Linked DNA regions of Homo sapiens: all the other regions are linked to region 3. The links are chromatin contacts, found by Hi-C or POLR2A ChIA-PET in ENCODE. All regions are on one chromosome and are shown on one strand. The core of a region is the stretch at or near the end of the contact, and the rest is flanking DNA. Distances in the headings are between cores, read along the strand shown. Region 1 holds the start of MRPS34 (mitochondrial ribosomal protein S34). Region 2 holds the start of ZNF263 (zinc finger protein 263). Region 3 holds the start of SRRM2-AS1 (SRRM2 antisense RNA 1). Region 4 holds the start of GFER (growth factor, augmenter of liver regeneration).

Region 1 (6,406 bases), core at 3,785-6,284, 980 kb before region 3:
GCTCCGAGGTAAGCCCAGCCACCTCGTGTCCCCTCACGGGAGCCTCTCCCACTCTCCACCTGTATGCGGGCTCAGCGCCTCTGGGTTCTCTCCCTGCAGCCAATAAGACATCCCCCACCTCTGGGGAGGGCGCCCGTCCCGGGGGCATCATCCACGTGTATGGCGATGACAGCAGTGACAGGGCGGCCAGCAGCTTCATCCCCTACTGCTCCATGGCCCAGGCCCAGCTATGCTTCCATGGGCACCGCGATGCCGTGAAGTTCTTTGTCTCGGTGCCAGGTGAGGCTGGGCCCCTCCTGCCATCCACATCCCCTGCATGCCAGTGGCCGCCGCCTCCCCCAGGAGGCCGCTGTCCTGAATCGCTTCTGCCATCCCAGGGAACGTGCTGGCCACCCTGAATGGGAGTGTGCTGGACAGCCCAGCCGAGGGCCCTGGGCCAGCTGCCCCTGCCTCGGAGGTCGAGGGCCAGAAGCTGCGGAACGTGCTGGTGCTGAGCGGCGGGGAGGGCTACATCGACTTCCGCATTGGTGAGCGGGGCCCAGGGACAGGGCTGAGGTTGGGCGCGGGGGGAGCCTGGCCGTCACTCTGCTGCTTTGCCCGCAGGAGACGGAGAGGACGACGAGACGGAGGAGGGCGCAGGGGACATGAGCCAGGTGAAGCCCGTGCTGTCCAAGGCAGAGCGCAGTCACATCATCGTGTGGCAGGTGTCCTACACCCCCGAGTGAAGCTGCTGCCCTGCCTGGCCCGACCTGTACATAGGACCCCCGACCACCTGACCCCCGCCCGGCCCGCGGGGTAGCCAGCCAGGCGCCGCCGCCCCTCTTCTAACCTCTCAACCTGCAGCTTTCACCTGAGTCTGGCCCCTCCAGCGGGCAGGGAGTGCGGGGATGCGGATCAGCTGGGAGGAGGAGGGGAGGGGAACTTCCACCCGAGGGGAAGATGCTCTCGGGACAGTTTCCCGGGCAGCTCCTGGCCAGCTTCCAGCCCAGAGTCCTCAAGTCCAGGGCACCTTGGGCCCAGCGCAGGCAGAATCCGAGGTGGTCCTGGCTCTACCCTGGGCCTCCTACTCCCCAGCACCCCTGGAGGAGGCAGGGGCTCCCCGCCGCCGAGGCTGCCTGCCCTGGGCCCACCTCTGCATGCTGCTCATGGGGCCACCCTGCCTCCTGGGCCCTCACTCTGCCTAGGGGAGCTGGGCCAGGCACTAGCCTTTGCCCAGGGAGGTGGGCCTCAGGCTGCCCAGGTGCCTGCACCCCAGCCGGCCTTCTCTGGGGCCTCCCCGTCGTCAAGCCTCTATCCTGTCTGTCCCCACCCCAGCTGTCCCCTGCCCAGGGAGCTGGCATAAAAGCACGAGGCCCGGCTCCCTGGGGCAGCTGCTTGAGAACAGAGACTGCTACCCCATCCTGCCCATGCAGGCAGGCTCTTGCCAGCCCCGTTCTGACCCGTGTCCCCCCAGGCTCTGCCTGGGCAGAAGACTCACCTTGGAGGAGTGGGCCCTGGAGTCCTGTCCCTCCCAGAAGCCCCCAGGGTGGGATTTCTCAGGCTGCCAGGGCAGGCCCAGGCCTCAGGAAGAAGGGGAGGCCCCTGGCCTCTCCGGGATCAGTCCTAGGACACAGGCTCAGCCTCAGGTTGATGGGGGATGATGTGCTCCCGGGGCCTGCCTCCTGCACGGGGCTCCACGGAGCCCAGCTCCCAGACACGCTACTAAGTGCCTAGGGTTGCCCGCTGTGGCCTGCTTCCAGGGAGCAACAGAGAGGCCACCAAGCAGAGGCCCGTGGGGCTGAGGATGGAGCCGCCCCCAGCCGACTCCAAGCCCGCAGAGGGCAGACGCCACCCTGGACTGCTCTCCCTGCCCAGCTGGGCCTCTCTGGCCTATTCCTACCTTCCAGGCCCACTGCACTCCTGTCTGGGAGGCCCTTATGAGGGCAGCCCAGCCCCCGCACCCACCCCCAACCAGAGAAGCACAGATCTTGGGGAGCTGCCCCACAAGCCCCGCTGGCCACCGAGGGCTGCAGCCGCTGCGCTGCCGGCTTCTCCCCACCACCCTGCCACCTCCACTGTGATGTATGTCCGCTCCCTCGTCTGTTCCCCCAGGATCTCGAAGTGACTCCGGGCTGAGCAGTGGGGCGGCTGGGGGAGGGGTGACGATTCTCCTCAGGCTTTGGCCCTGCAAGCAAACCCACATATCTGCTCTGTATGTAATAAATGTCTTAACGTCGTAGCTGCCTGTTCCTGGGCCCAAATCGAAACGAAAACGAGGACTTTATTATAAAAAAACGTTGGACCACGTTGGGCTGGGCACCAGGACAGTGTCCTGGCACGTTTCCAGGCGAGCCGCGCAGGCTCCTGGAGCAGCTCCTCGGGCAGGAAACCCTGTACGCCAGGGATTGGAGAGGCCTGCGCCACCCTCCATGCAACGTCCAGACAGGTGGATGTTCAGCAGCCCGTCCAAAGGGATGCTCCAAGCGCTGTGGGGTGGGGCCAGAAGCCCGCCCACCTGGGCCCTGGAGGAGGCTGGAGTGTGAGAGCCTCTGTGACGCGCATCTGCCGGGCTACTCATACAGCCAGTGCCCAGCGCTGTCCTCCCAGCAGAGGAGCTCGTCTGCGCGGAACCAGAGAGCGATCTCGCGGCGGGCACTCTCCACCGAGTCGCTGCCGTGAATCAGGTTCCTGCGCGGAAGAGGCGCGTGTGAGCGTGGGAAAGAGACCTCCGGCACGGGTACCACGCAGGCTGAACAGGGGGAGGCCGGACGGGGCTGGGACCGTCCCCGGGGCGGGCCTTACTTGCCAACCTCGATGCAGAAATCCCCGCGGATGGTGCCGGGCGGGGCGTCGGCCGGGTTCGTGGCTCCGATGAGCGCCCGCGAGGTGCGCACCACGTCCAGCCCCTGCCATACCTGTGCGGAGGAACGGGCGCGGTATCACGCGGGGGTGGGGGTCCCGGAGCCGCCCGCCCGCTTCCCGGATACTCACCATGGCCACCACCGGCCCGGAGGCCATATACTTGACAAGGCGGCCGTAGAACGGGCGTTCACGCAGCTCGGCGTAGTGCTCACGCAGCAGCTCCTCGGAGGCCTGCGGAAGGGTCAGGCCGCCTGCGCCCGCACCCGGCACCTAGGCGTCCCCAGGTCCCCGCTCCCCTTCCCCCCACACCGCGCCCCCGCTCGCTCACCGCGCCCCCACCTGCACCAGCTTCAGCGCCACCAACTTGAAGCCCTTCCTCTCGAAGCGCCGCACAATCTCGCCCACCAGCCGCCGCTGCACGCCGTCCGGCTTCACGGCCAGGAAGGTGCGTTCGTGTGCGCCGGTGCAGGCTGCGGGGCAGGCGGGGACGGGCCGTCAGGCCGGCCCAGCACCGGCCACCCGCCCCCGGCCCGCGCCGCGCGGCTCACCCGCGGGGAAGAGGTTAGCGAAGATGGTCAGCACCAGGCAGATCATGATGGCGGTGCGGGAGCGGGATCCGCGGGGCGGGGCGGTGGCGCCCGGGGCGGGGCCTGCGCTTAAAGAGGCCTGGTCGGGGCGCTGCGGCCTCCGCGGGGAGGCTGCTTCACTTGCACCCCGGAACCCGGCAGCCGTGGGGGGCCGGAGGGCAGCTGCGGAGGCCAAGTCTCCTCCAGCAGCTCGGACACTAACTGTATCCCCCACAACCCGCCCAGGTGGTTCCACCCACGCGGCGCCCTGCTCCGCACCGCCCGAACCCCGCCCCCCCCGCGCCCCCCCGGCCAGGGCCACGACCACAGCGTCAGCCCTTCTCTCCCCGGTCCTAAAGACAGAGCGCAAAGACACCACGACCCTGGGTACTTCTTTTCTCTTTATTCCCTTTCATAGCTTCTGCCGGGATCCAGGCAGAGAGAGCACTAATGGGGGAAAGGGAGCGAGCGCTTCCCGCTTTCCCCAGCGTGGGCCCTCGGAGTTGGGTGTGGGGGCAGCAGGGCCAGAGGAAAGGCACAGGTGGCGATTTGCCCCAGCCCTCCCCCCTAAGATGCAGACCCTCAGAACACGTCGCGGAAGGTGAGCTCCCTGCTCCGAGAGGCAGACTCGGGTGTAACGCAAAGACGGTTTCTTTCATCAATAAGGTCCCCACTGCCTCACAGCCCCTAAGGCCACCCGCTGGTTCTGGCATTCTAGACGGGGGTGCCCTTGGCCCTTCCTTTGTCTTCCTGTTTTGCAGGGTAATCCCAGGGTTCCATGCGTATCCTCTGCACATTCAGCATGGGCTCCTCGGTGCTTGTGTCTCCATTTTTCTGTCGTTCTGCGATAATCATGGCCCGGAGGAGAGGCGGGTACGGCACGGAGGCCAGGCTGTCTTCCGGCGCCGGCGTGAACGCGGTGAAGGCCTCCTCCTCGTGCTTGGGCACCAGCCGCCAGTCATGGTACATGACGTGTTCGATCTCCCGCGCCTCGCTCTCAGTCTTCCCTGATGAAGAAAAAGAGGCGTCTGCACACACTTGCTGTGCCGTCGGCGGTCGGCATCGAACTGCCGGGCACCCGCTCTCCCGAGCCTTACCTTTGAAGGTCAGGATGCCCCAGGCCTTCCCGTGGTCCAAGTTCTGCAAAGCCAGAAGGAAGCGGGGTCAGCTCGCAAAGCTCTCGGCCCCCGAGGTCAGGAGGTGGGAGCCTCAGCCACGCAAACCTGCAGGGAGGAGGGGAGGCGGGGAGACCAGGCGGCTGCAGGGGCGGGGTGCGGACGGGGTGCACGCACCTGCGCCGTGTAGTCGGGCCGCACCCGCGTGAGGCGCCAGTAGCACGGCTCGTCGTGCTGCCACAGCCAGGACTTGCGCGTGACCAGGCGGCCCAGGCCGAAGAGCGGGAGGCGGCCGAGCAGCTGCAAGAGGCGGCTCTCGCGGCGCACGTCGGCCCAGGCCCGGACCGGCAGCCGGCGTCCAGAGAACGGCCGCGTCAAGGTCTCGTAGTCCACCGCGTAGAGCTGGGAGTCGCGCGGCCTGTTCAGTTGCTCCCGCAGGGCGCGCACGCGGCGGGCCAGCTCCGCGATCAGCCGCGGACGCACCTTCTTCCGCGCCATGGCGGGTCCGCGTCCTCAGCGGTCCGGCCGGAAGTCACCGGAAGAGGCCGGTGTCCCAGGCTAAAGTGTTCGGTCGCGGCCGGAAGCGAGGAAGAGGTCGGTCCGGCCATGGCGCGGGTTGGACCCGGGAGGGCGGGGGTCTCTTGCCAGGGCCGGGGCCGGGGACGGGGCGGGAGCGGTCAGCGGCGACCTCCAACCTGGGAGATCTCAGACTCCGACGCTGAGGACTCCGCCGGCTCGGAGGCCGCCGCGAGAGCCCGGGACCCAGCGGGTGAGCGCAGGGCGGCTGCCGAGGCGTTGCGGCTGCTGCGGCCGGAGCAGGTCCTGAAGCGCCTCGCGGTGTGCGTGGACACAGGTGCGGCGGAGGGCACGGGCGATACTCGGGGTAGGAAAGGCCTTTCTCCGCCAGGCGGCGCCCTCTGTCCGACTGGGCGGGGCGCGCGTGCCGAGGGGCCTGGGGCCGGGCCCGCCTCCCAGTCGGGGGTTTGTGCCGAATGGAGACTCCCCGGTCCGGCCACCCGCCCAGGTAGGGCGCTCGCGAGGGTGGAAGGAAGCAGTGACCGCGCTCCTCTCCCCCGGTCCCAGCCATCCTGGAAGACGCCGGTGCCGACGTCCTGATGGAGGCCCTGGAGGCCCTGGGCTGCGAGTGCCGCATCGAGCCCCAGCGCCCGGCCCGCAGCCTGCGGTGGACCCGAGCGAGTCCCGACCCCTGCCCCCGCAGCGTGAGTGGTCGCGGGTTCCCGAGGGCCAGCCGCGAGTTGGCTGTTTTGCTTCCATGATTTCAGCCCTGGAGCTGTCCCTGAGGCAGCTGCCCTGGGCCGTGCGCGTCTCGCGGATGGGTAAAGCAAGGATGGAGAACGGGAAGTGGAGGTGCCCAAGCCGTTCTGCTGGTATAGAGCCGAGCTGGCTGGAGAAGGTTCCGTCTCGATTCAGGCTGTGGTCTGGATTCCTGCCAGCCACAGAGACCTGGCCTGAGCTTGGCCTTGGCAGGAAAGGGAACACTGGGCTTCTGTAGAGCAGGCCTGTCAGGGCCTGGGCTTGGCTGGGGCCACGAACCGCTTTGCTGCTGGACTGCCCAGGCAGGGCCCCTGGGGCACCCGGGGTTGAGACAGGCAGCAGCGCGTCCCCATGTCCCCACAGCTGCCTCCTGAAGTGTGGGCTGCAGGTGAACAGGAATTGCTGCTGCTGCTGGAGCCCGAGGAGTTTCTGCAGGGCGTCGCCACACTGACCCAGGTGCTCGGGTGGTGGCAGTAGTCCCTCTCTAATCAGGAGGGGTGGGTTCCCAGCCGGGAGGCGCCTGCTCCGCCGGTCCCTGCCCCTGTAGACGGGGCTGGAGGGGGCATGGGGCAGGCCAGGACTCCTCTCTGATCCAAAGCCGTAGAGGTT
Region 2 (5,694 bases), core at 2,896-5,395, 530 kb after region 3:
TGTACCCTAAGATGAAAGACAGGAAAAGCATCGATTTAAAATGACGGCTATGTTGCCCAGGCTGGTCTCAAAACTCCTGGGCTGAAGCAATCCTCCTGCCTCAGCATCCCTAATAGGTGGGGCTACAGTTGCATGTCACCACAACCAGTTAATTTTTAAAATTTTTTTTCTGTAGAGACGAGGTCTTGCCATGTTGCCCAGGCTGGTCTCAAAATCCTGGCCTCAAGTGATTCTTCCACCTCAGCCTCCCAAAGTGCTGGGATTACAGGCGTGAGCCACAGTACGTGGCCTAGTCTTGAAAGTCTTAACACTGTAGATTTCACCAAATGTCACTTTGAAAACCAGGCACAGATAACTGGCCCCTTGAGTACAAAGGAATCTGTAAGAGCTAGTTAGGGAATGAAAGAAGTCCCAGAGACAGAGTCTAGTACCCATGAGACCTAAAACCAGGAGTGGTAAGGGTTCTTTGTCGAAGATTCAAATTTATTTTTCTCTGCAACAGTCACGAAGTCACCTGCAGCTGAGGATGAGAAAACACAGTTAAGTCCTCACTTAACATCACTAATACGGTAAGTCCTCACTTAACATCATTGATAGGGTCTTGGAAACTGGGACTTAAAGGGAAAAGACATATAATGAAACTAATTTATTTTTGTCATCAACCTTATAACAAAATGTGCTTTCACTTAAGATAACAGTTTCCAACCTATCTAGGACATTGAGGACTTACAGTGTTAAGAAAGTAGAATCTGTACTGGTTTCAAAGGCGCTTACTTCTCTTCACTACTTACTTTTCACCAAAGCCCTAAAGTAGCAGTTCTTAGTCTTTTTGGCGGTTTTTAGAACTTGATGAAAGCTATGAACCCACTTACTAGAACATACAGATACACACACACACACACACACACACACACACACACACACACACACACATCCAATTTTGCATACAGTATCAAAAGGTTTACAAAAATCTCCAAACCCATCCATGGATCCTCTGGAACTGCATTGGCCAGTATGGTAATACTTGGCAAGACTAACTCCATTTTAAGTGCCCATTGGCTACCATCACAGAAAGTTCTATTGGATAGCACTGCTCCAGACATGGAGGCAGCTTAAGAACCCTGGCCCTGGCCGGGTGCAGTGGCTCACGCCTGTAATCCCAGCACTTTGGGAGGCCAAGGTGGGCGGATCACCTGAGGTCAGGAGTTCAAGAGCAGCCTGGCCAACATGGCAAAACTCTGTCTCTACTAAAAATACAAAAATTAGCCGGGTGTGGTGCGTGGTGCCTATAATCCCAGCTACTCGGGAGGCTGAGGCATGAGAATCGCTTGAACCTGGGAGGCGGAGGTTGCAGTGAGCTGAGATCCCACCACTGCACTCCAGCCGGGGCGATAGAGCGAGACTCCATCTCGAAAAAACAACAAAAAACCCCTACAAATCTGCTGGCCTGTTAACACCACTCCTAGTCTAATACCAGCTAGTCTGTTTTCCACATACTGGCAGATCACAAAGAATTGGAGGAGGACTACTACCACCACTGATTTTGAATAACCCTGAAAGTTCATCTTTTTTTAAAAAATTAAATTATTATTGCTATTTTTTGAGATGCAGTCTTGCTGTCGCCCAGGCTGGAGTGCAGTGGCACAATCTCAGTTCACTGCAACCTCTGCCTCCCAGGTTCAAGTGATTCTCCTGCCTTAGCCTCCCCAGTAGCTGGAAATACGGGCGTGCGCCACCATGCCCGGCTAATTTTTTTGTATTTTTAGTAGAGACGAGGTTTCACCGTGTTAACCAGGAGATGATCTCGATCTCCTGACCTCGTGATCCGCCTATCTTGGCTTCCCAAAGTGCTGGGATTACAGGCGTGAGCCAGCGCACCTAGCCTAAATTCATCTACTTTTAAGTACCTATAAATAGCATAAAATCAAAAGGACCTTAGATAGAAAATGATTAATCCCTCATTCTCCCTATCTCAAGGTATGTGTAGTTCTGCAAACATTCCCATGCCACAGATTCTGCAATAATAATCTGAGTGGCTTTTCTTTTTTGAGATAAGGCACACATTCAGGAACTTGCTGTGCATGCGTAACAGCTACTATTTATCGGATTCATACTATGTGCCAGGTACTGTTCTAAGCATCCTGTGTAGCTCCGCTCATTTCATCCTAACCCAGTGATATGAGGTGAGGTGCGTATAGTAGTCCCTCAAAACAAATGAGGAAACTGAAGTTTGGGGTTTAGTGAGATTACATAAGTTGCCTGAGATTACATAGTAAATGTCAGAGAAAAGTGGTTTTGAGGCTAGAGTCTTCTGCAATTGGTTATGAGTCTAGAATCTATGTCTCTTGAAATAGGAATGTCCAATGATCGTGCCATTGCACTTCAGCCTGGGCGACAGAGCAAGACCCTATCTCAAAAACAAAAGAACAGGAATGCCTAAAACCACCAGAATGGTCCTAGGGAGCAAACAAGGCTTTCCAAACTGGACCTTGAGTGCTATGGGGTCGCTGGCTCTGCATCTGCCACGACAGCCTGTGGATCTGTCATCTTCCCTGGAATAAAATTTTTAAAAAAGGCCAGGCGTGGTGGCTCACGCCTGTAATCCCAGCACAGTGGGAGGCTAAGGCGGGCAGATCACTCGAGGTGAGGAATTTGAGACCAGCCTGGCCAACATGGTGAAACCCCGTCTCTACTAAAAATACAAAAATTAGCCGGGCGTGGTGGTGGGCGCTTGTAATCCCGGCTACTCAGGAGGCTGAGGCAGGAGAATCGCTTGAACCCGGGAGGGGGAGGTTTCAGTGAGCCGAGACTGCGCCATTGCACTCCAGCCTGGGCAACAAGAGCGAAACTCCGTCTCGGAAAAAAAAAAAAAAGAAAAAAACTAAAATATCAGTACTCTTTTCACTTAGTCATCACAAACCCCTTTAATCCCATATTACCCTCTACTATCATGGTAGCCTCACCTTTGACGACAGACTAGCTGTGTGACCCAAGTAAATGACTTCAGTGCCACCACCTGTAGGAAGGGGCTGCTAATAGCATCTGCTTCATACTAACGTGTTTTCAGGATCGATCTGCATATAAACGCTCAATACACGGTAACTGATTGTCACATTCTATCCCAGGACGCTTCCATTTGCGGATCTCATGGCCCGGAGGACCTGGGCCGCCTCACAACTGGGCAGCCCCGCTCACCGACACAAAGCCCACAACCGCGCCCAATAGGGAATCGGCCCTGCGGCCCTCCTGCCACTCGCCCCCAACTATCACAGTCCACGGCGGAGCTGGAGGCAGATCCCGCCCTTGCAGGGCTGGGTAAGAGACTGAAACTTGGAGAATGAACTGCAGGCGCTGCACATCTCGGGCAGATTTAAAATTCGGTCTAAAATCGGAAGCAGGTGCCGCGAACCCAGACCCGAGCGCTCCTCTGGGACGTCCAGCCGCAGAAGCGAGCCCAAAGCCCAGCAGGGTTCTCCGCGGGACTCGGGGTTTCAGAACCGCCGGGCTCTTGGGCGCTCGCCCAGGGCGCACGCGCAGTCGCGAGGCCGCGCCGCGGACTGCATCTCCCAGCAGGCCCCGCGCAGCAGGCCACGCGGCGCCACTGACTGGGCGGGCGGCTAGCTCCCTGGCCTCCCCGACATGCCGAGGAGCCCCTGGCTTCCGGAGCCGACGAGGCCGCAGGGGCCAATGGGACCATCTTCAGCCAGCCCAGAGTAGCCGAAGCGGGTGGGGCCTGGCTTGGGAAAGGATTCATCCGGGGAAGCTGATTAACAATTCAGATTTCCGGGTCTCACCCCGACACTGACGCACTGGAGAGCGCGTGGCCCTGGGATCTGCGTTTTCCCAAGCGCTCCGGAGTAATTCTAACCCAGGTTGCCCGCCAGTCACAACGACCTCAGGCTTGTTTTCTTCGCTTGGATCCAGCTGCCCTGCCCCCAGTCACTCCCAGAATTTCAGGGCGCGCCCCGTGGCCCCGCCTCTCGTCTCCAATTGGTCCCTCGCTCATCCAGTCCCCGTAGGCCAATCTTCCCTTCTCATTGGTAGGCGGTGAGTGTGTGGAGAAACCTGACCTAATGGGCGCTGGAGTTCGCAAAACGTGACCCGGAAATTGGTCACGAGCAGGCGCCGTGGGCTTGTGGACGCCTAACTTGCGCGCTGAGATTTCCGGCGTGGGAGCAGAGGTCTGAGTCTTGCGTGGGTCCTCTATATAGGGTGAGAAGCGTGGCGCTCGGTTCCTGCCTCGGGGAAGTCCTGGCGCAGATGGGCCACGGGGCCGGCGTGGCGGCGCCTGGGACCGACTGAGGCCTAGGCGCCGGAGCCGGCCGCGCCTGGGCTGGAGCGGGGCTCCTCGGCCTGGACTGGGAGCCCCCGGCCCCGGGCTCCTGCTGGCGCCGTCCAACCTTACATGGGTTCAGGGCGCCTTCGTAGGCGGGCACGGCTGGTTTCGGGCTAAGGCGCTCTGGAGACCTGACGATGGCGTCGGGCCCGGGCTCCCAGGAACGGGAAGGGCTCCTGATAGTGAAGCTGGAGGAGGACTGCGCCTGGAGCCAGGAGCTGCCCCCACCTGACCCAGGACCGAGCCCCGAGGCCTCCCACTTGCGCTTCAGACGGTTCCGCTTCCAAGAGGCAGCTGGTCCCCGGGAAGCCCTCAGCCGGCTCCAAGAGCTTTGCCATGGGTGGCTTCGGCCTGAGATGCGCACGAAGGAGCAGATCTTGGAGCTGCTGGTGTTAGAGCAGTTCCTGACCATCCTGCCCCAGGAGATCCAGAGCAGGGTGCAGGAGCTGCATCCGGAGAGCGGCGAAGAAGCGGTGACCCTTGTGGAGGATATGCAGAGAGAGCTTGGGAGACTGAGACAACAGGTGAGAGAGAGAGAGAGCTGTTTTATCTGTGGTTTGTTTAGCCCTGAGCACTGGGACATTGCGCCCCCGGTCGAATTCAAGTAAATTGCCCTGAGTAGACCTTACGTGGGGAAGAGGACTTGTGATTTAACCTGGAACACTCATCCTCCAGATTTTCCCCCAAATGAACGAAAGCAGTGAAGAGTGCCCTGTTTCCACGCGGAGGCGGTGTCCCTGCAACAGTTAGTGTTAGCCATGGAGTTAGATCGCCAGCGTTCAAATCCTCAATCTGCTAGTACTAGCTTTGTTACTTTGGCAAGTTACTTGATCTCTTTCGGCCTGTTTTCCTATTCGTAAAATGAGGATATTAACATACTTTCTAGGGCTTAGAGGGAGAGCAGCATGTAAAGTTGTGAACACTACTAGCTTATGAGTGCTTAGTACTTGTTACCTGTTGTTATGTTAGGGTCCACGGTCTGGTCTTCTCTGCAAAGCTGGGCCTCCGTTAATTGTGAACTTTGAAAGATAATTTGGCACCGAGGCCCTGAGGTCATTGGTCCCCAGGGCTACCCCAATTTAGCCTATCCTATAGTGAGGAATAGAAGCACCTAGAAAAGGTGGGGAGAGCAAAAGGGAGTGAGGTGTATCTTAAGAGCTGTGTGGGGAAGGTGTGCTCTGGGAGTGGGCCCTTTCCCTAACCCCTCCCCCTGCACATGGGATCAAAAAAGCCTTTAGTGTAAACCATTTTTCTGTTACCTGGGCCCAAAGGGATCGCCTGAGGTTCTCTGTTGAAGGTTTGCTCTCAGTATCCTATACTAATTTCCCTTCCTCTTGGGCCCTGTTGTGATGATGAGT
Region 3 (6,339 bases), core at 1,168-3,667:
CGGCCTCTTCCCCCGGGTGCCTGTGTCCTCTTGTCTTCTTGTAAGGATGTCAGTCATTGGATTTACGGCCTACCCTAAATTCATGATGATTTCATCTTCAGATCTTTAACTCAATTACATCTGCAAAATCTCTTATTCCAAATAAGGTCACCTTCCGAATGTCTAGGTGGTTGTGAAGTTTTGGGGCACCACCGTCCACCACACTACAGTGAATAAAAAAATAAAGTTTAAAGGGAAACTAAAAAATCATTCTAGGGCTGGGTGCCATGGCTCACACCTGTAATCCCAGCACTTTGGGAGGTTAAGGGGGGAGGACAGTTTGAGCCCAGGAGTTCAAGACCAGCCTGGGCAACACAGGGAGACACAATCTCTACAAAAAACTCCACCTCTACTAAAAATAAAAAAATGAGCTGGGTGGTGGCGTGCGCCTGTAATCCCAGCTACTTGGGAGGCTGAGGTACAAGAATTGTAGTGCGTGGAGATCGTGCCACTGCACTCCAGCCCGGGGTTAGGAGTGAGACTCTGTCCCAAAAAAATAAAATAGACAAAAGACACGAAGAGAAATTTCTCCAAAGATGTACAAACGGCCAACAAGCACATCAAAAGATTCTCAGCATCATCAGTCATTAGGGTACTGCAAACCATGTTTTGTCACTATTCACGGGCATTAAATGTGCTGACTCACGCACAAAACATTCCATAAAGAATATCAGTGGGGGTACAGGAAAGGGTCTCACTGGAGGTGCTGGGGTCTTTAACCAGAAAGGCAAAGCCTTTGCCACTTTACTATGCCACTCCAGAGTTGCGGCCGGCTTACAGAAGCACCGTCCATAGATGCAGAGTTCAGACACTCCAATCTGCGATCAGAGCTCCTGCAGGAGATGGGGGTGGTGGGGGGGAGGGTCTCCCGGCTCTAGCATCTGAGATAAGTACATCCTCCCACGGGCAAGTGAAAAACAAATCTTAAAGCCGGATACGGGCCGGGCGTGGTGGCTCACGCCTGTAATATCAGCACTTTGGGAGGCTGAGGTGGGCAGATCACCTGAGGTCAGGAAATCGAGACCAGCCTGACCAATATAGTGAAGCCCCGTCTTTACTAAAAATACAAAAATTAGCCAGGCGTGGTGGCACACGCCTGTAATCCCAGCTACTCGGAAGACTGAGACACGAGAATCACTTCAACCTGAGAGACAGGTTGCAGTGAGCCGACAACACACCATTGCACTCCAGCCTGGGTGACAAGTGCGAAACCACGTGAAAAAAGAAAGAACAACAACAACAACAAAAAACAAGGGCCAGATAGGGTGTCATGCACGGGTAGTCCCAGCTACTTGGGAGGCTGAGGTCGGAGGATCGCTTGAGCCCCAAATTCGAGAACAGCCTGGGCAAAACCCTGCCTCTTAAAAACACCCCCAAATCGTAATAACAAATATAAATCCTTGCACTCAAATGGACAGTTCATTACGTGGTACCGCGTCCTGTTGCGGATCAAGGCCACCTGAGTTGGTTAGGACAGCTAAGCGGGACGTCCAGGGCTGCTCGCCAGCGGTGGGTCTAGATATGAACTTGTGCTTGAGCAGCCCAGCGTCTTACAACTCTGCTGTGAGGACGGCTGGCTGATTATCAGGCCCAGAATCACGGGCTTAGAAACATTAACAGGAAGTACGGTACCGAAAAGTGGAAACTTTAAGGTGCTTATTATTTTCCTCCTGCCTTGTTCCTGTATGTGCCGCTTCACCGGTATCACGTCCTGGGTCTGGTGGGACCCCGGCCTGGCTGCCCTACCGGAAGCTAAGAAAACTCCTCCCCCAGGGGTGGCCGTCGGGCCTCAGCCCGGTCTACAGCGGGAGAACGTGGCCCATGCTACGGGTAACTGGTTGGGCCCCTGGTGCAGGTCTAGGGCCTGCAGCCAGGCTCGGGGCCTCCGGGGGTGCCCGCTGGCTGGGGTCTGAGGCGGCTTCTCTCGGGTACGGGAAGGCGGACTGCTGTGCAGCTGCGGGCTCGCTCGGGAAACCCAAAGTCACACGAAAGCGGCAGCACCACCGCGGCTGGGATATCGTCTCCCAACATGGGGAGACAAAATGGCCGCCACGCCCCGAGCCGAAATTACATCCGGGCTCCGCGACACGCCCGAACCACAACTCCCAGAATGCTCTGCATCGACAGCGGGAGACGAGACGCGCTCGGGCGTCGCTTTGCTGCCGCTAGGCCCTGTGCTCCTCCCCGCAGCGGAAGGCCTACGAATACGCGGTGTCTTACGTCGCTTCCTCCGTTCTTCGTTGCACTGGCCAACGGGACGCTTAGTCTTTCGGCAACGGGGTGAAACCTTCCTTGTGCCTGAAAAAACGGTACTTCGCGGTGTGGCTTCGGCGCCTGCGCAAAAGGCCGCGGGGCGCACTCCAGTTCCCGGCAGGCCCCGCGACGCGCGTTTGCGTGCTGACGCACGCAGTTAGTCGTGCTGACGTGCAGCGCGGCCCAGGCGGGGTGCGAGTGGCGCAGTTGGAGCCCGTTGCGGCCCCTGAGGAAGCGAGGAGGCGTCGGCGTCGGCTGAGGCGGGCGGACCGGCGAGGCGAGGCGGCGGCCCCAGGCCCGAGGGACTCGGGAGCTCGAGCAGCGGCGGCGGCAAGACCTCTCCCCCTCGGAGGCGGCGGGCGGAGGCGGCGGGTGAGAGGGTGAGGGAGCCAGCGAGCCGGGTGGGGGAGGGGCGGCGGCCCCGGCGCGAGGCCAAAGCGCGCGGAGAACTGCCCAGGCCGCCGAGCTCCTCCGCGCGCACGCGCGCTCGACGCCCTTCGCTGGCGCGGACGCCCTCGCCTCCCTTCCCCCTTCCCGCCGTTCCTGTCGCGCGCGGGCTTCACCCCCCCCCGCCCCTCCCCCATGACAACGGCGTTCGCAGCCGCCTGTACTCGGGTTCGCGAGCGCCCTTGGTGAGGGGGGAGGGCGCGCGCCTCGGCTTCACTCCTCCCCCCAACATGTGCCGCCGAGGTGGCCTTCCTGCAGCTGCCGTTTTCGGCCCTTAAGTGGCGGGGAAGGGGCGGCGGCGGGGGGCTTGCTCCTGGACCCTTGCCCCCGGTTCCAGATCTCCTTTCCTCGGGCTTCTCTTCGGCGTTGGGCTGCCCGTGTCGGGGGCCTCCCAGACTGCGGGACGCCGCGCAGCCCCCTCCCCCATTCCGCAAGGCCGAAAATAGGCCCCCGGCGCTGCGGGGAGGGCCTTGAACTTCGTGGGCCGGATTTAAATGGTTTAGGATTCCCGGCTATCAGCCTTTGAGTTGTTAGTGGCGGGGAGAAACCCCAAATCTTAAAAACTGTGAAGAAAGTGAACGTGTTCAGTTTACATTTGTAAGGTAGACCGTGCGTTCCCTTTTTACACTTTTTCAACGTCTCCCGAGAATTCGTGTTCAAACTAAGGAGGCTTTTGGAGACCTTCGTTGGGAAGAAAACGCCAGACTCATATATAAGTTTTCTGGTTGGTTTCAGGCGTTCTTTGGCACACAGCTCTTCTGAAGCTTGGTTTCCACTCGGCTTCAGTTAGGACGAATCTGGATCAGAATTTCAGAGTGTTGTGTTGTCTTTCATCCTAAGTGCGTGGGCTTAGGGCTCTTCTAAAGCTACTATTTTAGCTTTCTGGGTTCTTTGTGTCCACTCAGCCGCTCTGGAGCGCCCCGGTGCTGAGCTGGCTGTGCTTGCTGATGTCCATTTTTTTCGACAACCCTTGTCTCCCCTTTTTCTCCCCTTTTGGTACCGTTTTCTTTTTTGCATATTTTACTGTTGAATTCAAATATATCTTTCTACTTCATTGTTAGCTTACCACTCGGATAATTTCCCAACAGAAAAGGGTGTTTTTGTCTTCCTTTGTACTTTTTACTTTCTGCTTTTAACTTGGGTAACTTTTGCATATCCACTGTCTATGGCCCCCACTTTAAGAGTTTTGTAATATCGTTTGGTTTGGTGATTTGTGTGTGGTGTTGATCTTCCTACTTTCTGTGTCTTAACACACCCCTTAGATGCCGTGGGGTCGTCGTCTTTTTTTGTGGGGTGGACTAGGTGGCTCATTCCCTAAAAGTTCTCCGAAACATTGTGACCTAATATCCTTTGCTTAGCACCTACTGGTTTTTCTTTTTTTTTTTTTTCCGAGACGGAGTCTAGCTCTGTTGGCAGGCCGGAGTGCAGTGGCGCGATCTCGGCTCACTGCAACCTTCCGCCTCCCGGGTTCAAGCGATTCTCCTGCTTCAGCCTCTGGAGTTGCTGAGATTACAGGCAATCGCCGCCGCCCAGCTAATTTTTGTATTTTTGGTAGAGATGGAGTTTCACCGTGTTGGCCAGGCTGGTGTCAATCTCCTGATCTGGTGATCCGCCCACCTCGGCCTCCCAAAGTGCAGGTGTTACAGGCGTGAGCCACCGTACCCGGCCTGGTTTTCCTTTCTTAAGGAGTGGGGGGATTTTTGTGTGAGGTGGTATGGAAGTGTGGGTGAATGGTTAAGCTGAAGAATTAAGTGCAGGTCAAAAACATGCTGCAGGGGAAGCAGAAATTAAGTGGGGTAGGGGAGAGGCGAAGAAGGACCTAGTTTTAAACCGTGAGGAGGATTGGTACTAGAAGATGAAAATGAGGATTGGGGTGTAGAGAAATTGATTTTTTGAGCCATACAGTTTTTCATTTTTTCCTGGATTTCTGCTTGCCTTATCCAGGTTTAGCCTCTTCTGTCACCTTCTGCTTTCAATATTGGGTCTGCTACTGGGCTTGGGTAGGGACCCATCCTTAGGCGCATGCGCTAGTATATTTTTCCAAACATTTGTATGATGCTTCTTCATTCTGGAATTTTCTAAATGCATCCTTCCCTTCTATCCAGTTCTTTTACATCTTTGATTACTCTCTCCGCTTTACGTATTCCTTAGGGTTTTTTCTTAGTAGTATTTTCTCATATATGCATGTTCTAGGAAACTATCTTGGAGAGGATGAGGGTGAGAAAGAGAGTATATGTAATAGGAGAAAGGAATAGAGTATGTGTAGCCAAGGAATCTAACCAGGAAAGCTGGGACTTGAGAATTTTTCAGAATCACGTTAGGGTTGGGACAAGTTGAAAGGCTAGAACCTGGGAGGAGGCATGGGGTTAACACAGGAGAGAAGGAAGAGGCAGGGCTGAGAGAGAAAAACTAGGAAGTGCTATCCAGGGGATTGGTGGGGAAAGCCAACGGTTGGACATTAATGAAAGTGGGGTGTAGAGAGGGTTTCTACATAGATTTAGGGCAAGGTATATGGAGAAGGTATGGGAACGGTTGGAACAGAGGAGGCTGGTTTGATGTGTTTAAATAGAGCAGAGTTGAAAACAGGTAATATTTGACAGCTGGCAAGACAGGGAGGAACTGCAAATTGTTGTAAATCCTATTGAGAGGAAGGAAATTGAAGGAATAAAATATCAGGATAGTTGATAGGATCTTTAAATATTTGGAATCAAGGAAATGGCCCTTACCTGGGAGGTGAAGTATATGACGATTATCCAAGGTTCATGTGTGTTTCTGATGTGCATGCTGGCCTTTAGTTGGGGTGTGAGGCTGCACATTCTGAACCAACTAGTCTGCTGTTCAGATACCTAGGGGCTGTGTAGTTTATTTCATATTCGTATAGGGTGGTCTGAAATCCTTAGGTAAGTTTTTGGGAGAGTCTTTGGACATGGACTAGAGGCCGTTGGGTGCCACAGATCTGTGTCTGGTGTTTGTTGTGACCAGGAGGCTTTGGTTGGTTACCAGAGGTTAGGAATTAGAGTAGTTGGTAAACACACCACTTGTGCATTTTGGGGCCAAAGGAGAACAAAAAGGGACAGTGTGGAGAGATTTTAGAGGAACAAGATCCTTGTTTGCCTAGGGTGGAAAAAGAAGAAAATTTAGGTGTAGGGAGGGATTATTTAGAATTCTGTGCAAGGGCATTGAGAGAAAGGCTGTAAGAACTGGGCTGTGATTTGGTAGAAAGGAAATTTGGAAGGGCAAAGAAGTGGTTTTCTTGGGAGACCAGGAGGATGGTGGAGCATTATACAGCGAAGACTTAGTGTGAAGATCAATGTTGAATTAGGGATGAAGGAGAGCAGGGACTTGGGTGTGGGGCGGTAAGTGGTTAGTTTGGGGCCAGGGGCCTGACCCGTGTCTCCCCGCTCCCCCTCAGGAGCGGTGGTGCCCCCCCCGGGCACGGGGCCATGTACAACGGGATCGGGCTGCCGACGCCCCGGGGCAGCGGCACCAACGGCTACGTCCAGCGCAACCTGTCCCTGGTGCGGGGCCGCCGGGGTGAGCGGCCTGACTACAAGGGAGAGGAGGAACTGCGGCGCCTGGAGGCTGCCCTGGTGAAGCGGC
Region 4 (6,005 bases), core at 3-2,502, 770 kb before region 3:
CCCATATGATAGCCAGCGGAATCTGCAGCAAACTGAAATGGGATCAGATTGGGTAACCTTGCCCAAAACTGTCTAGCATCTTCCCTCCTACCGTTATAATAAATTCCCAATCCCCGAAGCTGCCGACCAAGTCTTTGGTGGGCCCCTGTCCGTCCCTGGATCTCCCCTCCCACCTTACAACCCTCCCTAGCGTCCCACTGGCGTTTTTGTTCCTGCAAAATGCCAAGACCCTGCCACCTTGGGCTTGGTCTCGAAGGCGCTCCTCAGCTGATTCCTCATCCTTCAGAAAGGGTCACCTCCTCAAGGAGGCCTTCCAGATTTACTACACCCTTGCATGGACCCACCAGTTTGTACGTGAACATTTATGAGTGTGAGTCCTTGTTTTTTTTTCCTGTCTTGACCACTGGATTATGAACAGAGAAGGTCAGGGAACAGAATTGTGTTCCCTGCTCTGCCCAGCACTTGGAACAGCGCTTGGAACAGAGCGGTCACTGCGCAAATAATAGCGGAATGGATAAATGAACGCAAGGAGGCACAGGAATCCCAGAGGCCGCTCCAACCGGGAGCCCGACCCCTCATCCCAGGCTCTAGGATCCGCGACAGCCGGCGAGGGGCGCCAGGGAGCCCAAGGCACGCGCCAACCCTCTGCGGCCGCGCCGCGCCCTGCGTTGCCAGACGCCCGTTGCCATGGCGCCAGGGAGGGGACAAGAGCCCAGGACCCTAGCGCGCGCCGCAATCTGTGCGGTCACGCCCGGCCCGCGTTGAGAGAGCGCTTGGCAGCCAGCGGGTGGACGCGCCCCTCAGCGGAGGGCACAAAGCCTGGCCGCAGGCACGCAGGACACTCAGAACGGAGCGATGGGGACGTCGCGGGCCGCAACACGGACTTTGCCTGGGTGTCAGCTCGGGTCCACAGCGCGGCCGAGGCGCACCTTGCGCCACACACTGCTCTTTTACTGGAGAAAGCGGGACGGCCGCCACGGACGGCGCAACCCCTGCGTGCGCCGCGGATCGACGCCTGAGGGCGCCAGCAGGGTCCGACCCTCCTGCTCCGTCCCCGCCCCTGTCCTCGGGCCCGGCCAGCGCCGCGGCCTCTGGCTCCGCCTCCACACGGGCCCGCAAGCAGGCACCGCCCCCGACTCTGCCCCCAGCCCCGGCTCGGGCCCGGCCCCCGCGAGCACGGCGCGCGCCTCCGGCTCCTGTGGCCGCGCGCTGGCCTGGAGGCTGACCTGGAGGCTCATCTGGAGGCCGAGCTGACCCGGCAGGCCTTGCGCGGGCAACATGGCGGCGCCCGGCGAGCGGGGCCGCTTCCACGGCGGGAACCTCTTCTTCCTGCCGGGGGGCGCGCGCTCCGAGATGATGGACGACCTGGCGACCGACGCGCGGGGCCGGGGCGCGGGGCGGAGAGACGCGGCCGCCTCGGCCTCGACGCCAGCCCAGGCGCCGACCTCCGATTCTCCTGTCGCCGAGGACGCCTCCCGGAGGCGGCCGTGCCGGGCCTGCGTCGACTTCAAGACGTGGATGCGGACGCAGCAGAAGGTGCAGTTCCCTGCCCGATTTCTCCCAGCCCCGCGCAGCCCCTGTCCCCGCCCCCGCCCAGGTACCCCGGCAGAGCTTCCCAGGGTTGCCTGTCCCTGAACCTTGCCCCCCGGGTAGGCCCGGCCTTACAGCCTTCATCCGCGCGTGGGTTGGATCGTCTGCAGGACTTTGGCCGGAGTCCAGTGGGCCACCGGCTGGGCCGTACAGTGGGGAGCTTTGGGCGCCTTTGTTCGGAGAATGAACTCACTCTCGGTCGGCCTGCTTCCGCAGCGGGACACCAAGTTTAGGGAGGACTGCCCGCCGGATCGCGAGGAACTGGGCCGCCACAGCTGGGCTGTCCTCCACACCCTGGCCGCCTACTACCCCGACCTGCCCACCCCAGAACAGCAGCAAGACATGGCCCAGTTCATACATTTATTTTCTAAGTTTTACCCCTGTGAGGAGTGTGCTGAAGACCTAAGAAAAAGGTAAGATGTGTTTGCACGCAGCAGAGCTTTGCACTGGAGCCTGGGCCTGGGGCTCCTGGCTGACGTTATAGCGGGGAACGTAGAGAAACGGATGCAGAGGTGGCAGAAGTTTGCTGAGGAGCAGGGACCTCCAACAGGTGAGGACTGGGGCTATCTGAGCCTCCTCCTCTCGTCTCAGAAGCCAAGCTGTCGGGATCTGCTGCTGGGTACTGCTCCTGCCACAGCCACAGGGCTTCCAGGAAGGGATTCCCTGCCTTGTCTGGCACTGAAGGCGGTTTCCCGCAAGTTAGGGAAGACTCCACTTTGCCTGACTTCTAGAGTAGGACTTCTGGTTTTAAAATCTTGGAAATCCACTGCTTTTGCTCCCAAGAGCCATCTCTTCCTCACTGAGGGATCCAAGAGCCAGCACTGGCCCTTGCAGGTGTTTCTAGGCCAGATGTATAGGGTAGAGCCGCCATTGTTGCTATAAGGCTGGTCAGTTAGAATGAAGTCTCTTGCTGAACTGACGCACCAGGGCCTGCCCTCAGATGCTAAGAAACAAGTCCAGTTTTCAGTTACAAGGCTGTGCCCAGCCCCACCCAGGCCACACTCTGCCTGAGGCCAGGGACACTGGATGCCGCTTCCTGGGTGTTAGGAGCTTATAAAATTGCCAGGTCTGTGCTGTAATGTGTTGCCTTGAGGCCTCGTTGGAGTTTGCCAAGCTGTCCAGGTGGGTGTTTGCGCAGCCCTGGGAGTTCATCACACCCGGGGAGCTGCAGGGTCAGCCCTGTTCTGGGAGTGCCTGTACCTTGGAGCATAAGGGCACTCCCAGGTGTAGTTCACAGCAGTGCCCCAGCTCTCCTTCCTTGACAGCAGACAGGGAACTGGCAGGGGCAGTGGAGCCGCTGCGTCCTCTCATTCTTTACCTGCTCTCCCTACACAGGCTGTGCAGGAACCACCCAGACACCCGCACCCGGGCATGCTTCACACAGTGGCTGTGCCACCTGCACAATGAAGTGAACCGCAAGCTGGGCAAGCCTGACTTCGACTGCTCAAAAGTGGATGAGCGCTGGCGCGACGGCTGGAAGGATGGCTCCTGTGACTAGAGGGTGGTCAGCCAGAGCTCATGGGACAGCTAGCCAGGCATGGTTGGATAGGGGCAGGGCACTCATTAAAGTGCATCACAGCCAGAGCCTGTTGTGTCTCAGTTGGGTGGTCCCCAGGACACTGCCTGTGGGGACCTGCCCTGCCCCTCTTAGGTTTGGAGCAGAAGTGGAGGTGCCCACAGCAGGTACCCACTGGCCCCCTCCTCAGTGGAGACCCCAAGGAGCTGCAGCTGAACTGCAGGGGAGGGAAGGAGGAGCAGCCTGGGCTGCCCCTTGACATTCAGGATGTAGCTTCCTGCCCACCGCATACCCTGGCGCCTCACTCCTCACACGGGAAGACAGCGGGCCTGGCTGGGCATCCCTGTGCCTGTCCCTGGCGGCCAGGCCATTGCCTTCCCACTATGCAGCCAGGGATGCCCCTGCCCCCCATGGCTCTGTGCTGCTCACTTTAGGGGGCTCAATTCTCCACTCTGCTCAGTCCCTACAGGGAAAGCTCAGGTCGGGTCTTTCTGAGGGTCCACCAGCCATCCTACCCTCTCCCTGCCTGGCACATGCCTGCCAGCGTTGTGTCATGCCTGTCCACAGGGGATTCGTGGGGCTCACTTCATCAGAGTTTGAAGCCCAAATGAAACGCTGAAGTGACTGAGAACCTGGCTTCAGTATATTTTCTGCTGGGGCTTAATAAAGCAGTAGACAGGGCTTGTTCCATCCCTCTGTGCTCAGCTGCATTTCCTGCTGGGGTCCTGGTTCCTCAGGAGAGAGAGACCACAGGGTGAGAGTGAGCCAGGAACAGCAAGGACGTTGATTGGTTGGGGCAGGGGGGCCAGAGTAGCTGATGTAGGAGTACTGGGAGGCCAGACGGCACGAGGTCTCCAAGGCCCCAGCAAAGCCATGGCTTCTACCCCTAGTTCCCCTGACAGGAAGTTCTTGGCGGGTTTGGAGCCAGGGGATGGCATGGAGTGATGTGGCTTTGAAGGGTCCTCTGGCTGCTGAGCTGGGATGAGGCAGGTAAGGGTGGAACAGGAGGGGTGGGGAGGAAGCCGGGGCAGTCACCGAGTGACCACCAAGAGGAAGACCCACCCCACGGCGGGGACAGATGCGGGGTACGTTAAAGGGAGAGCCAGAGAACTCATGGGGTGAGGATGGAGTCCGAGGAGACTGCTGGGAGCCGCCGTGTGGGTCAGAGATGGAGAAGGCTGAGTGCAGCAAGGTGGGGGGTGACTGGGACCCAGCCTTTGGGCCTCCCCAGCCAGAGCAGCCCAGCAACAGTGTGTCCTGTGGTCATAAAACTCCAGGGACCTCTATCCTCCAGGAGTCTCAGCCTTTCCCTGGGCGCAGGCCCACCTTGGCATGGCCGCCTCAGGCCTCCATGGAGGGAGCTGCTATGTCCCCACCAGATTGGCCCCGTGCGGCTGCTGGCTTCTGTAGAGGCTGCCCAGAGGGGCCAGGTGGCACAAATAAGAGAGGGGAGATGGGGGGCAGCCAGGAGAGGAGGTGTCCCTTCCTCGCCCAGACACAGCGCGCTTCTCTCTGGCCTTTCCCGAGGCCTGTGAGTGCCTCAGGAAGCAGCTGGGCCCTCTGGGAAGGCTGTGTTCAGCTTAGGAACATACCGCCTGTATCTGCTGTCCCTCCCCTGCCCCCCTGCCCCCCCCACCGCCTTCCCTTTTTCCCTGTCTTCCTTAAAGTTTCACTCCTGAATAAAACTTCACTTTGCCTTAGAATCTGTTTTTCTTTTTGTTGTTGTTTTGTTTTTCTGAGACAGAGTCTAGCTCTGTCGCCCAGGCTGGAGTGCAGTGGAGCAGTCTCGGCTCACTGCAACCTCCATCTCCCGGGTTCAAGCAATTTCTCCTGCCTCAGCCTCCCGAGCAGCTGGGATCACAGGCGCCCACCACCACCCCCTGCTAATTTTTGTATTTTTAGTAGAGACAGGGTTTCACTGTGTTGGCCAGGCTGGTCTTGAACTCCTGACCTCATGAACCACCCACCTCAGCTTCCCAAGGTGCTGAGATTACAAGCGTGAGCCACTGCGCCAGGCCAGAGTCTGTTTTTGAAGGCATCCAGGCCAGTGGAACTCTAGTGCAAGGAAAAGTTCTGGCTTGAGCTGGTGTTCCAGAGCTGTTGACACGCAGACCAAAGGAGTTAGCACAGAGGGAGAGACCTCCCCAGGATCGCGCCCTGGGCTCCTAAGGCTCACAGGTCACAGAGGAAGGACCCATGAGGGAGGAGGACCTCCAGGAGGGGCATAGTGGCTCACGCCTGTAATCCCAGCACTTTGGGAAACCAAGGTGGGCAGATCACTTGAAGTCAGGAGTTCGAGACCAGCCTGGTCAACATGGCGAAACCCCGTCTCTACTAAAAATACAAAAAAAAAAAAAAAAAAAATTAGCTGGGTGCGGTGGCACACCTGGAATCCCAGCTACTCCAGTGGCTGAGGTAGGAGAATCACTTGAGCCCCTGAGGCAAAGCTTGCAGTGAGCCAAGATTGCGCCACTGCACTCCAGCCTGGGTAACAGAGTGCGACTGTAACTCAAAAAATAAATAAATAACTAAAGAAATAAATGAGTCGACAGCAGCATCAGACTTGCCCTTGGGATTGGCACGGAGAGGTCAGTGGCAACCTTGAGTTTAGGTGGCGGTGGGAGCTGATTCTGCCGGGTCAGAGGGAGAGAGAGGAGGGTGTTGCAGGCAGAGTTTGCTGCTAAAGGAAGCAGTAACGTAAGGCAGCTGGAGGGGAGGTGGGGTCAACAGTGTTTGGCTTTTAGGAGAAAGTGCAGCATGTCTGGGTGCTGATGTTAGTGATGAAGTAGAGAATGAATGACACAGAGGGGAGGTCTGTGGCCAACAGGTGAGAGGGGTTGTGATCGGACGCACAGTGTGATGGACTTGGAACACAGTGAGTAGCGCCTCTGGCAACACC

What was found. A loop is a pair of places that touch in the nucleus more often than their neighbours do. ChIA-PET counts read pairs that join two places held with the same protein, here RNA polymerase II (POLR2A). Pooled maps may share reads with other maps.
Region 1: a loop to region 3 is called in a pooled map, with 8 times the contacts of the local background. The contact joins the promoter of MRPS34 here to the promoter of SRRM2-AS1 in region 3. A Hi-C loop is called at or near these places in 1 of 37 single-sample maps with no recorded cell type and 8 of 50 pooled maps.
Region 2: a loop to region 3 is called in a pooled map, with 9 times the contacts of the local background. The contact joins the promoter of ZNF263 here to the promoter of SRRM2-AS1 in region 3. A Hi-C loop is called at or near these places in 7 of 50 pooled maps.
Region 4: a loop to region 3 is called in a pooled map, with 4 times the contacts of the local background. The contact joins the promoter of GFER here to the promoter of SRRM2-AS1 in region 3. A Hi-C loop is called at or near these places in 1 of 37 single-sample maps with no recorded cell type and 8 of 50 pooled maps. POLR2A ChIA-PET finds 5 or more read pairs at or near these places in 1 of 52 experiments (B cell).

The regions. Positions count from the first base shown.
Region 1 is chr16:1,768,100-1,774,505 of GRCh38, forward strand. MRPS34 (mitochondrial ribosomal protein S34) reads right to left here and starts at 5,035. Exons shown (of 3, transcript NM_023936.2): 1 at 4,700-5,035; 2 at 4,505-4,547; 3 at 3,796-4,414. The coding sequence starts at 5,020. The coding sequence ends at 4,122. It overlaps EME2 (essential meiotic structure-specific endonuclease subunit 2), which reads left to right and starts at 4,711. Exons shown (of 8, transcript NM_001257370.2): 1 at 4,711-5,375; 2 at 5,606-5,742; 3 at 6,161-6,253. The coding sequence starts at 5,129. It overlaps MAPK8IP3 (mitogen-activated protein kinase 8 interacting protein 3), which reads left to right. Exons shown (of 32, transcript NM_001318852.2): 29 at 1-8; 30 at 100-279; 31 at 378-527; 32 at 604-2,252. The coding sequence ends at 725. It overlaps NME3 (NME/NM23 nucleoside diphosphate kinase 3), which reads right to left and starts at 3,444. Exons shown (of 5, transcript NM_002513.3): 1 at 3,390-3,444; 2 at 3,181-3,311; 3 at 2,971-3,072; 4 at 2,782-2,894; 5 at 2,221-2,667. The coding sequence starts at 3,435. The coding sequence ends at 2,550. RefSeq lists enhancers at 520-569, 4,080-4,169, 4,960-5,099, 5,957-6,406 and silencers at 4,650-4,789, 5,150-5,249, 5,280-5,589, 5,600-5,709, 5,720-5,779 and 2 more.
Region 2 is chr16:3,279,346-3,285,039 of GRCh38, forward strand. It overlaps ZNF263 (zinc finger protein 263), which reads left to right and starts at 4,146. Exons shown (of 6, transcript NM_005741.5): 1 at 4,146-4,860. The coding sequence starts at 4,474. RefSeq lists enhancers at 3,119-3,624, 3,735-3,924, 4,635-5,138 and a silencer at 4,295-4,454.
Region 3 is chr16:2,750,183-2,756,521 of GRCh38, forward strand. SRRM2-AS1 (SRRM2 antisense RNA 1) reads right to left here and starts at 2,418. Exons shown (of 6, transcript NR_027275.1): 1 at 2,260-2,418. It overlaps SRRM2 (serine/arginine repetitive matrix 2), which reads left to right and starts at 2,456. Exons shown (of 15, transcript NM_016333.4): 1 at 2,456-2,664; 2 at 6,152-6,339. The coding sequence starts at 6,183. RefSeq lists enhancers at 1,336-2,178, 1,778-1,947, 2,008-2,297, 2,179-3,021, 3,022-3,864 and silencers at 2,478-2,787, 2,808-2,867.
Region 4 is chr16:1,982,941-1,988,945 of GRCh38, forward strand. GFER (growth factor, augmenter of liver regeneration) reads left to right here and starts at 1,253. Exons shown (of 3, transcript NM_005262.3): 1 at 1,253-1,536; 2 at 1,807-2,003; 3 at 2,926-4,809. The coding sequence starts at 1,279. The coding sequence ends at 3,088. RefSeq lists a silencer at 1,005-1,544 and an enhancer at 5,988-6,005.